Linked DNA regions of Homo sapiens: regions 1 and 3 are each linked to region 2. Evidence: chromatin contacts called from ENCODE Hi-C or POLR2A ChIA-PET data. All regions are on one chromosome and are shown on one strand. Each heading gives the region's core, a stretch centred on a gene start or an enhancer-like site at or near the end of the contact. The rest is flanking DNA. Distances are from core to core; before and after follow the strand shown. Region 1 holds the start of RALGAPB (Ral GTPase activating protein non-catalytic subunit beta). Region 2 holds the start of MANBAL (mannosidase beta like). Region 3 holds the start of SNHG17 (small nucleolar RNA host gene 17).

What was found. A loop is a pair of places that touch in the nucleus more often than their neighbours do. ChIA-PET counts read pairs that join two places held with the same protein, here RNA polymerase II (POLR2A). Pooled maps may share reads with other maps.
Region 1: a loop to region 2 is called in a pooled map, with 11 times the contacts of the local background. The contact joins the promoter of RALGAPB here to the promoter of MANBAL in region 2. A Hi-C loop is called at or near these places in 5 of 50 pooled maps. POLR2A ChIA-PET finds 5 or more read pairs at or near these places in 2 of 52 experiments (HEK293 and activated T-cell).
Region 3: a loop to region 2 is called in a map of CD4-positive, alpha-beta T cell, with 5 times the contacts of the local background. The contact joins the promoter of SNHG17 here to the promoter of MANBAL in region 2. A Hi-C loop is called at or near these places in 2 of 168 maps with a recorded cell type or tissue (CD4-positive, alpha-beta T cell and CD8-positive, alpha-beta T cell) and 4 of 50 pooled maps.

What each region holds. Positions count from the first base shown.
Region 1 is chr20:38,470,965-38,474,762 of GRCh38, reverse strand. It overlaps RALGAPB (Ral GTPase activating protein non-catalytic subunit beta), which reads right to left and starts at 1,920. Exons shown (of 30, transcript NM_020336.4): 1 at 1,694-1,920. RefSeq lists a silencer at 1,640-1,839 and an enhancer at 2,130-2,199.
Region 2 is chr20:37,288,139-37,291,792 of GRCh38, reverse strand. It overlaps MANBAL (mannosidase beta like), which reads right to left and starts at 2,138. Exons shown (of 3, transcript NM_001003897.2): 1 at 2,107-2,138. RefSeq lists enhancers at 1-35, 1,264-2,168, 2,241-2,350.
Region 3 is chr20:38,433,178-38,436,771 of GRCh38, reverse strand. It overlaps SNHG17 (small nucleolar RNA host gene 17), which reads left to right and starts at 1,444. Exons shown (of 8, transcript NR_185934.1): 1 at 1,444-1,745; 2 at 2,146-2,268. It overlaps LOC124904958, which reads right to left. Exons shown (of 3, transcript XM_047440636.1): 2 at 2,167-2,309; 3 at 56-1,930. The coding sequence ends at 1,284. It overlaps SNORA71D (small nucleolar RNA, H/ACA box 71D), which reads left to right and starts at 2,773; the gene lies at 2,773-2,910. RefSeq lists enhancers at 1,322-1,381, 1,402-1,691, 2,972-3,051.

The sequences.
Region 1 (3,798 bases), core at 671-3,170, 1.2 Mb before region 2:
AGCTTCTCATAATCTAGAAGTAGGGATAGAACTACAACTCAGAAAAATAACTGATAAGTTTCACTACGATGTTCCTAAAGAGCAAATTGGAAGGACTCAAGGTGGGTAGGGGTCAGGGACAGAGGTATCTTGAAGGGAATGCTTAAAGCTAATGCAGCCAGAGACAGGAAGAAAAGGGTATGTAGGCCTGGCACAGTGGCTCGCATCTGTAATCCCACCACTATGGCAGACCATAGTGGGTGGACTGCTTCAGCCCAGGAGTTTGAGACCAGCCTGGGCAACATGGAGAAACCCCATCTCTACAAAAAAAATTCAAAAATTAGCCAAGCGTGGTAGTCCCAGCTACTTGAGAGGCTGAGGTGGGAGGACTGCTTGAGCTCAGGAGGCGGAAGTTGCAGTGAGCCAAGATCATGCCACTGCATTCCAGCCTGGGCAACAGAGCAAGACTCTGTCTAAAAAAAAGAAAGAAAGAAAAGAAAAGGGTGTGTATATGCATATAGGAGAGAGCAGAAGTGTGTGCGTTTGGGTGGGATGGCCAGAACGTTCAGAGGATGGTCTAGGCAGACTTCCAGCATATGTAAAAACGACCCAGAGGTTACAGACGCTACACCTATAAGTACTGTATATTTAGGAAAATTGCAAACGAGCAGTTTGCATAAGATGCATACATTTTAAATGTTCCAGATGACTCAGAATCCCTGCAGAGAATTCCATCCCTAACAGTCTTTCACAAGGTGTAGTGGTCAGTCAACCTAAAGATCTCTGCGGGTGGAACCTGCAAGTTTAACAAGCTCCCAGACAATTCTCCTGCACACTTAAGCTGGAGAAAGAGAGATGCTTTTTGAGATGCAGAATTATCAAATTACATGCGGTTCCCAAACTTTGCTGCAAGCTGGAATCACTTGGGCATCTTTAAAAAAAAAATATTGAAGTCTGGCTTTCAACTCCAGACATTCTGATTGTTTTGGTCTGGGATGCCACATGGGCATCAGAAACCTTTACAATTTCCCCCAGGTGATTCTACAGTGTAGCAAAGTTGGAGAGCCACTGCCCTAATTGTTAAGCACTTGGGTCGGATGCTCCGGTTCAAATTACTAGCTATGTGACCTTGGGTAATTAAGTCACCCAACCACCCAGGGACTCAGTTGCCTCGTCAGTAAAATGGGGACAACAATCCTACCTCACAGGGTTGCTGTGAAGTTAGACGTGGAGAACGTAATGGCCTGGCATGATGCCTGGCGGATAAGAAGCGCTTAATGGGGGTTAGCTGTTTACTCCCATCATCAACTCTCCCTCATCAAAGTGTCACTGTGCAATGGGCAGCATCGTCCCCACTGGGCGGCAGCAACTTGCCTAACCTTTCTGCTGGACCAAATTCTTTGCGGGAGTTGTCTAGCTCCGCTCCAGACCCGCCCCCTCCCCCAGGTTGCCAGGAGAGAGCTTCGCCTGGCCGGGGTAGCTCCCAAGGATTAGACCGGGTTTACACAGACTCGACAGCAGCCGCCCACTCCAGGGCCAAGCTTTCCCCGCCCCCGTGGGTCTCCCAAAAATTTGCAGATGAGCTTCCAAAGGCCGGGCCCCTGGAGCACCCAGAGCCGAGAAACAAGCCTCAGCCGTCCCTTGACCGCCAGGTGGGGAAGAGAGGGAAGGAGAGGGGAGGGTCCGGCCGCGGCGGGGCCGGCTGCCCGGTTACCTGAGGCGACGGGCGGGGCCCGCATCGCCGGGGCGGGCGCCGCCGCCGGCCGTCCTCGGCCTTCCGCCTCACGCGACCCGCGCCATAGGGCTGGCGCTTTCACCGCCCTGGCCGGCCGTCCTCAGGCGGTCCGTCAGTCCACCCGTCAGCGACTCTCCCAGGGCGCCAAGGGACGACGAAGGCCACTCGAGCCAGCCGGCTGGGATCTGCTCAGGCAACTTCCGACTGCCAGGGGCGGCGGCGTCAAATAACTCCCCAGCCAAGTGGGCCACTGCGCGTGCGCGGTGCGCCTAATCAGAGCTTTCTACGGGGCTGAACCGGTGGCGTCAAATAATTCCCGAGACACAGAGCCGGAAGCTGCGCCTGCGCAGCTATCCCAGATCGCCGCGCGGGACGCATTGCGTTCCTCCCATTCCGGATCAAGTGGAGAGGGAGGAGTGAAGTGACGGATGCACCTACCTCATCGCGGCACAGAGGAGGCGCTCTACCTGCGTCCTTAGGAATCTTACGGCATCCACTCTACCTGCTTTCGGTGCAGACGGATAAGGGGCTTCTCTGCAAGATTCTGGCTCCCACCTAGGTTCTAGGAATTTCTCCCATCCCACCATTACAGCACTCTTCCTCTGAAATGATGCCCTTTGCTCGCCGCCGTCTTATTACACGGGCACAGCATTAATTATGAACAGTGCTCTATTCCAGGCCCGGTGTGGGTTACAAAGGTGAATCGAACATAAGATTTAGAGCCTCTCATTAAAGAGCTGAATCTGATCGAGATAAGACAGTAGTAATAATACTAAGAGATACTACTTCGAGCACCTGCCATGCGCTAGACATTTTGTAAACAGTACCACTTTCAATAATTTGCTTTCACTTCAACGAAGAAAATAATACCATTGGAGAGGTACAGCTTAAGTGCTTTGAGAATCTAAAGGAGGAAACTTGGACTGAGAAAGAAGAGGAGGGAGGGATGGTGGAATTCTTCACGGAGGACCTGGCCTTGAGACTGACCTTGGGTATTGAGAGAGGGAGGAGGGGTCAGGGTGTTGAGTAGAGGTGAAGGCACGGTTGTCTGAAAAGCAGAAGGGAGCAAAGAAGATTCTGACTCCTCACCTCAGTTAGAAGAGACTATGGAGGAATGAGTGATAAGGGAACTAGTATCCTCACAGAAAGGGTAAAACTGAAGAGTGTTTCCTCAAGACCACACCTCACCCCCCAGAAAAATAGCTACAGGAAGGAAGAGGGAAAAGGAGGGTAAGAATGTGCTAGGACAGGAACGAGGCTATGTCCAGGACACTGGATCCAAGCAATACATTTCAATTAAACACAGTGTGACAAATTATGTAGTTGGCTAACTCAAGATCTATTTCAACCACTCCCTTGCCTTTCTATACTACAGGGGCTGAAAAGCAAAGCACACAACTCTCAACTTTCTTTGCTGCTAAGGGTGGCAGTGAGACAAAGTCCTGGCCACTGAGATGTAGGCAGAAGTATCAAAGGAGACCTTCCCTTCCTTCTTCCCTTGGAGAAGTTTGTGTCCTTCACTTTTCCCCTGCTTCATGCTTGGAACTGGGTAACACCTGGGAGCACAGCAGCCTAGAGGCCATGAGGAGGGCTGTGCTGAGGAAGGTGGAGCAGAAAGACAGGAGCCTGTTTGTTTAAGTCATACTCAAGCAGCTACACAAACCCTGTACTACCTTCCTGTCTTATCGGGATGAGGGATCTTATATATACCAGAGTTTGTTGAGTTTTATGTTACTTGCAACCAGATGCATTCTAACACAATTAATACTGAACCCCTGTAACAGACAAGGGAGGGGTGACTAACTGGAAGAACAACGGGTGATGGGAATTGGAAAAGTGACAGGCACAGAGGATGGGAAAGCTGTCCCAAAGCCCTTGGGGAGATGATGAAAATACAGCTATCACCCTTCTAGTGGTTTCAATTCATTCCTGAAATTCTGCTTCTAAGTGGAAAGCTGTTAAATTTTTCCCATTAATTAAAATGGGCAAAATTGTGTTCAATTCCAGCCTAAGGCACCTAAATATTTTTAACAGAAAAAATATATTGATGCAACAGAAAATTATACAAACAAATAATTTTGCTT
Region 2 (3,654 bases), core at 889-3,388:
CAGGGGAACTGCCCTTTATAAAACCATCAGATCTCCTGAGACTTATTCACTATCAGGAGAATAGCATGGGAAAGACCCACCCCCATGATTCAATTGTCTCCCACCAGGACCCTCCCACAACATGGGGGGATTATGGGAGCTACAATTCAAGATGAGATTTGGGTGGGGACACAGCCGAACCCTATCAGTGGTCCTCCTCCCCAAAAACCCATTACCCTGATCTTACTCATGTCAAAAACAGGCAAATCCTAATTAAAGGTCCTTCTGCAAAATATCTGACCAGTCAGTACTATCTTCAAAACCCTCAAGTTCATCTAAAACAAGGGAAGTCTGAGAAACGATCACAGAGATGATGAGCCTAAAGAGATATGATGACTAAATGTAATAGGGTGCCCTGGATAATACCAGGACAGAAAAAGGACATTAGGGAAAAACTAAGGAAATGTGAATAAAGTACAGATTAGAGTTAATAATAATGTATCAATATTGGTTCAGTAATTGTGACATTTCAGATATTAGTAATAGGGGAAACGTGGGCTATATGGGCACTCACTGAAGTATCTTTGCGATAACTTTGTAAATCTAAAATTATTCTAAAACAAAAAGGTTATTGGGGAAAAAAAGAATGGGTCAACATTTCAAAACAAATAAATAAAAAACCACTGAGACAAGTATAGCTCTCAAGACTTAGCAAATACTAAATCTTCTCTTAAGACTGAAAAACTCAGATTTCACGACTGCCACAGGCCTTCATCTCCCAATGTTGTGTACTGTGCTGGTAGGCCATTCTTGGCTTCTAATGAAGTAACTTTAAATTCTATTGTGAAAATTCAGCTGAAAACAGACTGGGGAATAGAAACCAGTGTCAGAAGTTACTGTTTTAGGCCAGGCACAGTGGCTCTTGCCAGTAATCCCAAACACTTTGGGAGGTCCAGGAGGAAGGATATCTTGCCTCCAGGAGTTCAAGACCAGGCAGGAAAACATAGTGAGACTCCATCTCTATTTCAACTTTTTTTTAATTAAAAAGAAAAAAAAGCCGGGTGTGGTGGCTCCCGCCTATAATCCCAACACTCTGGGAGGCCGAGGCGGGTGGATCACCTGAGGTCGGGAGTTTGAGACCAGCCTGGCCAACATGGTGAAACCCTGTCTTTACTAAAGATACAAAAATTAGCCGGGCGTGGTGGCACACGTCTGTAATCCCAGCTATTCGGAAAGCTGAGGCAGGAGAATCGCTTGAACCCAAGAAGCGGAGGTTGCAGTGAGCCAAGATCCCGCCACTGCCCTTCAGCGTGGACGAGAGAGAGACTCCGTCTCTAAATAAATAAATAGAATGGCTTTAAAAAAAAAAAAAGGAAAGAAAAAGAAGTTACCGCTTTATGGCAATGGGTTGTACAGCCTGGCCCGTCCCATTAAAACAAATTCCTAAGAACCACGCAAAACTAGATTAGAATGCAAAGCTAAGCCACCTCTCTGGGCAAAGTCACACTGGTAGCCGGTGGGCTGAAACTGGTGTGCAGATGCCCTGCAAAATATAATTATTAATCTAAATGTGTTGTCACCATTTTAAAAATGTTTCTCATATTCATTTCTCGCTTCTCTTAGAATTCGTACAACAAACATGGACTGTGCACCTACTAAGGGCTTTACATTCACCACCTCGGTTTACCCCGCAGTACAAGCGTGTATGTCCATTTTAGAAGACGAAACTGAGGGCCAGAGAGGAACCGTGACTTGCCCACGGTAAGAGAGCCATACGGATTCGAACCCTGGCCAGATTCACTCTGGAGCTCAGGGTTCTCCTACTGCTCCACCCGTGGGAGGAAAGGCCCGGACCAGGCCATGAGGAGCCCTGGGTTCTGGCCCAGCCTCCGCACGAAAGCGCAGGGCTGCCCCAGGCGAGGCCCTCCGCCTCCCGGGGGGCTCAAATTCCCCTCCGGAAGTAACTTTCGAACAACCGCCGAGGGAACGTATTCAGGCCCTGAGCGGAGCGACAGCCGGGCCCACCAAGCGGCGCCGCTGGAGACAGGCCGGCCGGGAAAGCCAGGCCACCGCACCGAGGACGGCTCTCTCTCGGTTCCCACCCCACCGCAAAGCTGCGGCACTCACCTCCCGCGCCGCCGCGCCGCTCCCCCGGAAGTAGTTCCCTGCGACCCTGAGTCCCGGAAGTGACGCGCACTGAGCAACCAACCGGCTCTGTTCCGCCCGCGTTGCCAGGTTTCTGGGTGAGGCACCGCTGGGTTTTGTCGACTTTTGTCCCTGTTCTGTGGGTTCGAGCTGGACAAAGAGGTTTGGGGAAATGAAATCTAGAGCTTGTCAATTCTTTAAGCTCCTATATCACTCAGCTCGTTTCAGCAACATTTTTGTTTAATTAAAAAGAAAACAAAAGAAATTACTTCTCGGGGCTGGGCACGGTGGCTCACGCCTGTAATCCCAGCACTTTGGGAGGCCGAGGCGGACGGATCACTTGAGGTCAGGAGTTCGAGACCAGCCTGGTCAACATGGTGAAACCCCGTCTCTACCAAAAATACAAAAATTAGCCGGGCGTGGTGGCGGGCGCCTGTAATCCCAGCTGCTTGGGAGGCTGAGGCAAGAGAATCTCTTGAATCCCGGGAGGCAGAAGTTGCAGTGAGCCGAGATCGCGCCACTGCACTCCAGCCTGGGCGACAGAATGAGACTCTTCCTCAAAAAAAAAAAAAAAAAAAAAAAAAAGTTACTTATTCATCGCAATGGGCTGTATAGCTTGGCCCGTCTCATTGTAACAAATTCGTAAGAACTGCGCGAAACTAGATTAGAATTTTGTCCTATGCAAAGCTAAGCCATCTCCCAGAGCAGAGCACAGTCACAACTGGTAGCTGGTGAGCTAAAACGGGTGTGTAGCTGTCCTGCAAAATGTTCATCTGGATGTGTTGTCACTATTTCAAAAGTGTTTCTCACGTTCATTTCCTTAATTTTATGCCAGGTCCTGAGCTAGGAGCCTACAATGCAGAGAGGAGACAAACAGAAACACCTCTTGTAATTCAGACAGAAGCAAATCATTATAATTCATTCAAAAAGCATTCACTGAGCGCGTACTCTATGCTTTGTCCTTGTAACTGAGGACACAGTGCTAAAGCAGACACATACAGTCTCTGCCCTTGTGGTGCTTACAGTCCGTTGGAGGGAGACAGACTAATTAAATGAATGTGTAATCATATAACAGGATAAGTTTTTTGAAGGCAAAGAACAGTGTTCCATGATTAAGAAGGGGTGGGGGGCAAGTAGTAGGAGAAAAAGAAACCTAGATGAGAGTGTGATAACCAGCCTCCACCATAAACCCTGACGATTCTTGGCTCCTGATATCCATACCCCTCTGTAGTCACCTCCCACCAAGAATAAGACTGACCTGTATAACCCATAGGATATTGCGGAAATCTTGGAGCACGAGTTCCAAGATAAAGTCATAAAAGACATTGCAACTTCCTCTTTCCTCTGTCTTGATTGCTCATGGGGAATCCATGTTGTGAAGACACTCAAGCAGTCCTATGGAGAGGCTCGCATGGGGAGTAACTGAGCTGCCTGCCAACAACCAGCTCCAACTTGCCAGCCATGTGTATGAGCCAAGTGGCTCCAGCAGTCCTAGTCAAGCTTTCAAATGACTGTGGCCTGGCCAAAATC
Region 3 (3,594 bases), core at 195-2,694, 1.1 Mb before region 2:
CATCTGTATTAGTCCATCCTCACACTGTTATAAAGAACTGCCTGAGACTGGGTAATTCATGAAGGAAAGAGGTTTAATTGACTCACAGTTCAGCATGGCTGTGGAGGCCTCAGGAAACTTACAATCATGGCGGAAGTGGAAGCAAACATGTCTTTCTTCACATGGTGGCAGCAAGGAGAAGTATAGAGCAAAAGTGGGTAAAGCCCCTTATAAAACCATCAGGTCTCATGAGAACTCACTCACTATCAGAAGAACCGCAGCATGGGGGTAACCACCCCCATGATTCCATTACCTCCCACGACAGGTGGGAATTATGGGAAGTACAGTTCCAGATGAGATTTAGGTGGGGTCACAGCCAAACCATAGCAGCATCCCACAGCCCCTCCCCATCACAGAGACTCCCAGTGTTCTCACAGTCTGGGAATCCCATGGGCCTCTCCCAGGTACAAAATATGGAGCAGATCTCACCTCAGGGACCCCCATTTCCCTCATGGTTGCATAGATCAGGACTGGATTTTCTTGTCCTTCTGACCTATTGAGTACCAAGAATCTGACTGGAGCGGGGCGGAGGGTGGGGCGTGGGCTCCTCATCAGGCCCAAGGGTGGGCTGCTTGCACTCCAGAACATGGGCAGAGTCAGTAGCAGGGCTGTCTCAGGCCGAAGAGGCACATCCTGCCCAGGGTGCAGGCAGTGCCAATGCTTATGAGGATTTGTGGGCCATGAGTCCCCTCCCAAGATTGTCTCCAGTATGTTGCAGGGAACATGGGACATCTGTCTACAGTCTCTGTCACTGTGCAAATCTGATCAGGTTCCTCAGATGCCAGTCTGGTCAGGTCTCTTCTGCTTCAGAGACTCTTTCCACCCTCCATCCCGTGTACTTTGAGGCTGGAGTTTAGCAAAGCAGTTACCCGCTGTGCATCTCTCTTGGCTCATCTTCTCACGCTCACATTCCAGTCTCAGGCCATGACTCAGTCATCTCGGTCTGACATTGTTCAGAAAAAAAGGAATGGGGCGGGGGTAGAATTCATTCATTCAACTGTGCTAGTCACTGAACTAGGTACTGAGTACAGTGGTGAATCAAAGACAGATGCCTTTGGACCCTTGCAGAAAGAAGTCCAAACTAAGCACAGTCCCCTCATCGTAGTAACAGCTCCTATCATGGAAAATTGGCCATTCCTACAGATTAATAATGAATCAGTGACCAAGGAACATCTTCAGAACAAACAGAAAAGCAAAGCAAGTGGGAGAAGTTTACTTCTAAACTTCCAGATAGTTTTCGAAAATTATCCCAAGTCCTCCAGAGTCTGGCGTTGAGCCTCCGCTCCGCCAGGGGACGCTGCAGGACTGCTCGCGTCGGTTCCTACCGCTCTAGGCCGCAGCTCGCGCTCTCGTCTGTATTTCCGCCGGCGCGAAACGAGCGTAGCTTCCTTGTCGTGTGGCCTCAGTCCTTCGCCGTCCCTCGCCGTCCTTCGCCATCGCACGCCACCGCACCCCATCTCTCGAAATCTGCAGACATCTTGATTTTTCCCACGCTGTCTGTCAGGTCTCCGCCGCCACTCGACGCCAGGGCGCCGGGTGAGTCCACAGCAGGGCGCATGGTCGGCTCCACTCTCACCATCGGGGGAAACTGAGGCCCCGGGGAAGGCGGCCAGAGAGGTCAGGCCCTGTCCTTGGTGCAGTGTCTCGTCCTCTTTGCCGGAGTGAGCCCCCCAGGATTCGCGTGTCCTCGGGAAAGACACTGGCAGGTGAGTCGCGCCCTTGGCCGCGGCAGTGCTGAGCGGGCCACGTGCGGTCGTCAGACCCCCTGTCCGCGCAGCTACTCTGCGGGGAGGCTTAGTGCCCCTGGATGGCGGGAAACAGGGCTCGGCGACTTTAGCTGCCCGCCCCCGACTCCTGGCATTGGAAGCCTCCAAAGCCACTTGACTGTTGCCTACAAAGTGCCAGTCATTGTGCCACGTCCTTGAGACCGTTAACTCGTTTTCCCCTCAATAACTTTTAAAAGTAGGTGTTAGAACCTTCATTTTACAGACCAGTTAGCTGTGGTTTAAATGGAAGACGCTGCCAGCACTCCAGTGGGGCAGAGTCTGGACTTCTGTCCCCGGGCCTTGTACTAAAGCCCCCTCCCCGTGCTTTTTCCTTGCCTAGGCCTTGTGGGCTGTGCTGCACCTCGGACGGCTTCGCACCAGCCAGCGCCCTCTCTCTCCTGCAGCACTCTGATCTGCACCCCCTGAGGGGCTTCCACTGTCCGCGGGGTGAGAATGCCCCTGGGTAAGTGCCGCTGCTTCTGCGCACCTTGGGGAAGGACCCTTCTGTGGGACGCAGTAGAGGGGACAGTCAATGAGCTCAGCCAGTTCTGAGTTCTGAGAACTGTCTGGCAAAGCGGGTGCAGAGCAAAGCGTGACTTAGGAGACGGGCTGCGCTTGGGGTCACATGCTAGCTAAGTTCCTTCATTCCCCTGAGGTTGACTTTCTGTAAAGTAGGGAAACTGCAAAGGCTCTCTGAGGGCAGAGGCCTTGGCTGTTTTTCTTGATTTTGAACCCACGGTGCCTGTCCACGTGTAGATACTCAGAACTGGTGGGCTGAATGTACAGCCGAGGCATTTTTACCAGAAGTCTGTTTTCCTGTGGACTCTGGGTGGGGACAGATGGAATCTGCCTGTGAAGTGATGATGGCTCTCAGGGTCCTGGGTACCCTTCTCTTCCCTGGGGGGTGAGCCTCCCTCTGGAGATCTGGCAGCTAACACGCTGACGTGGGCTCACCTGCCCTTTTTTGCACCTGTATTCGAAAGTGATCGTGGGCTGCCTGTGCCCTGGTCATTGATAGTGCAGGGAGAGAAATCGCGGAAAGTGCTTCCCCGTGTTTGGAGGGTCCGCTCCTGTCCCTTTCAAACTCTGGAGCTTTCTCACACCTCCTTCTCACCATCTTTCAAATGCCTCCTGGCACTTGGTGTCTTATTAGTGAGTGCTCCCTGTGCAAGGCTCAGTGCAGGGTTCCATGAGGCGTTCACCAGGGTCTATGAGGGGTGAGTCCCTGCCTCAGGATTGGTGGTGAAACCACAGCTGCAGCCCCCACTAGTCACACCCTGTGGCAATTACTGGCTTGATTGTCTTTGCCTCTCTCTATTGTGACCTTGAGGACAGTGTCTTGAGTTTTGTTTAATATTTTATTGTATTTTTTTAGAGACAGGATCTCACTCTGTTGTCCAGGCTGAGGTGCAGTGTGCAGTGGCGTGATCATAGCTTGAACTCCTGTACTCAAGTGATCCTCGCACCTCAGCCTCCCAAATAGCTGGGACAGACAGGGTCTCGCTATGTTGCCCAGGCTGGTCCTGAACTCCTGGCTTCAAGTGATTTTCCCTCAGTCTTCCAAAGTGCTGGAATTACAGGTGTGAGCCACTTCGCCTGTCTCAGTATCTGAGTCCTGTCTCTTGACTTACCTGGTGCTTGGTAGATGGTTGATTTTCAGCAGTTATGGAACAAATGAAAAACAGGAGATGGGCCGGGTGCAATGGCTCACACCTGTAATCCCAGCACTCTGAGAGGCCAAGGAGTGTGGATCACTTGAGGCCAGGAGTTCAAGACCATCCTGGCCAAC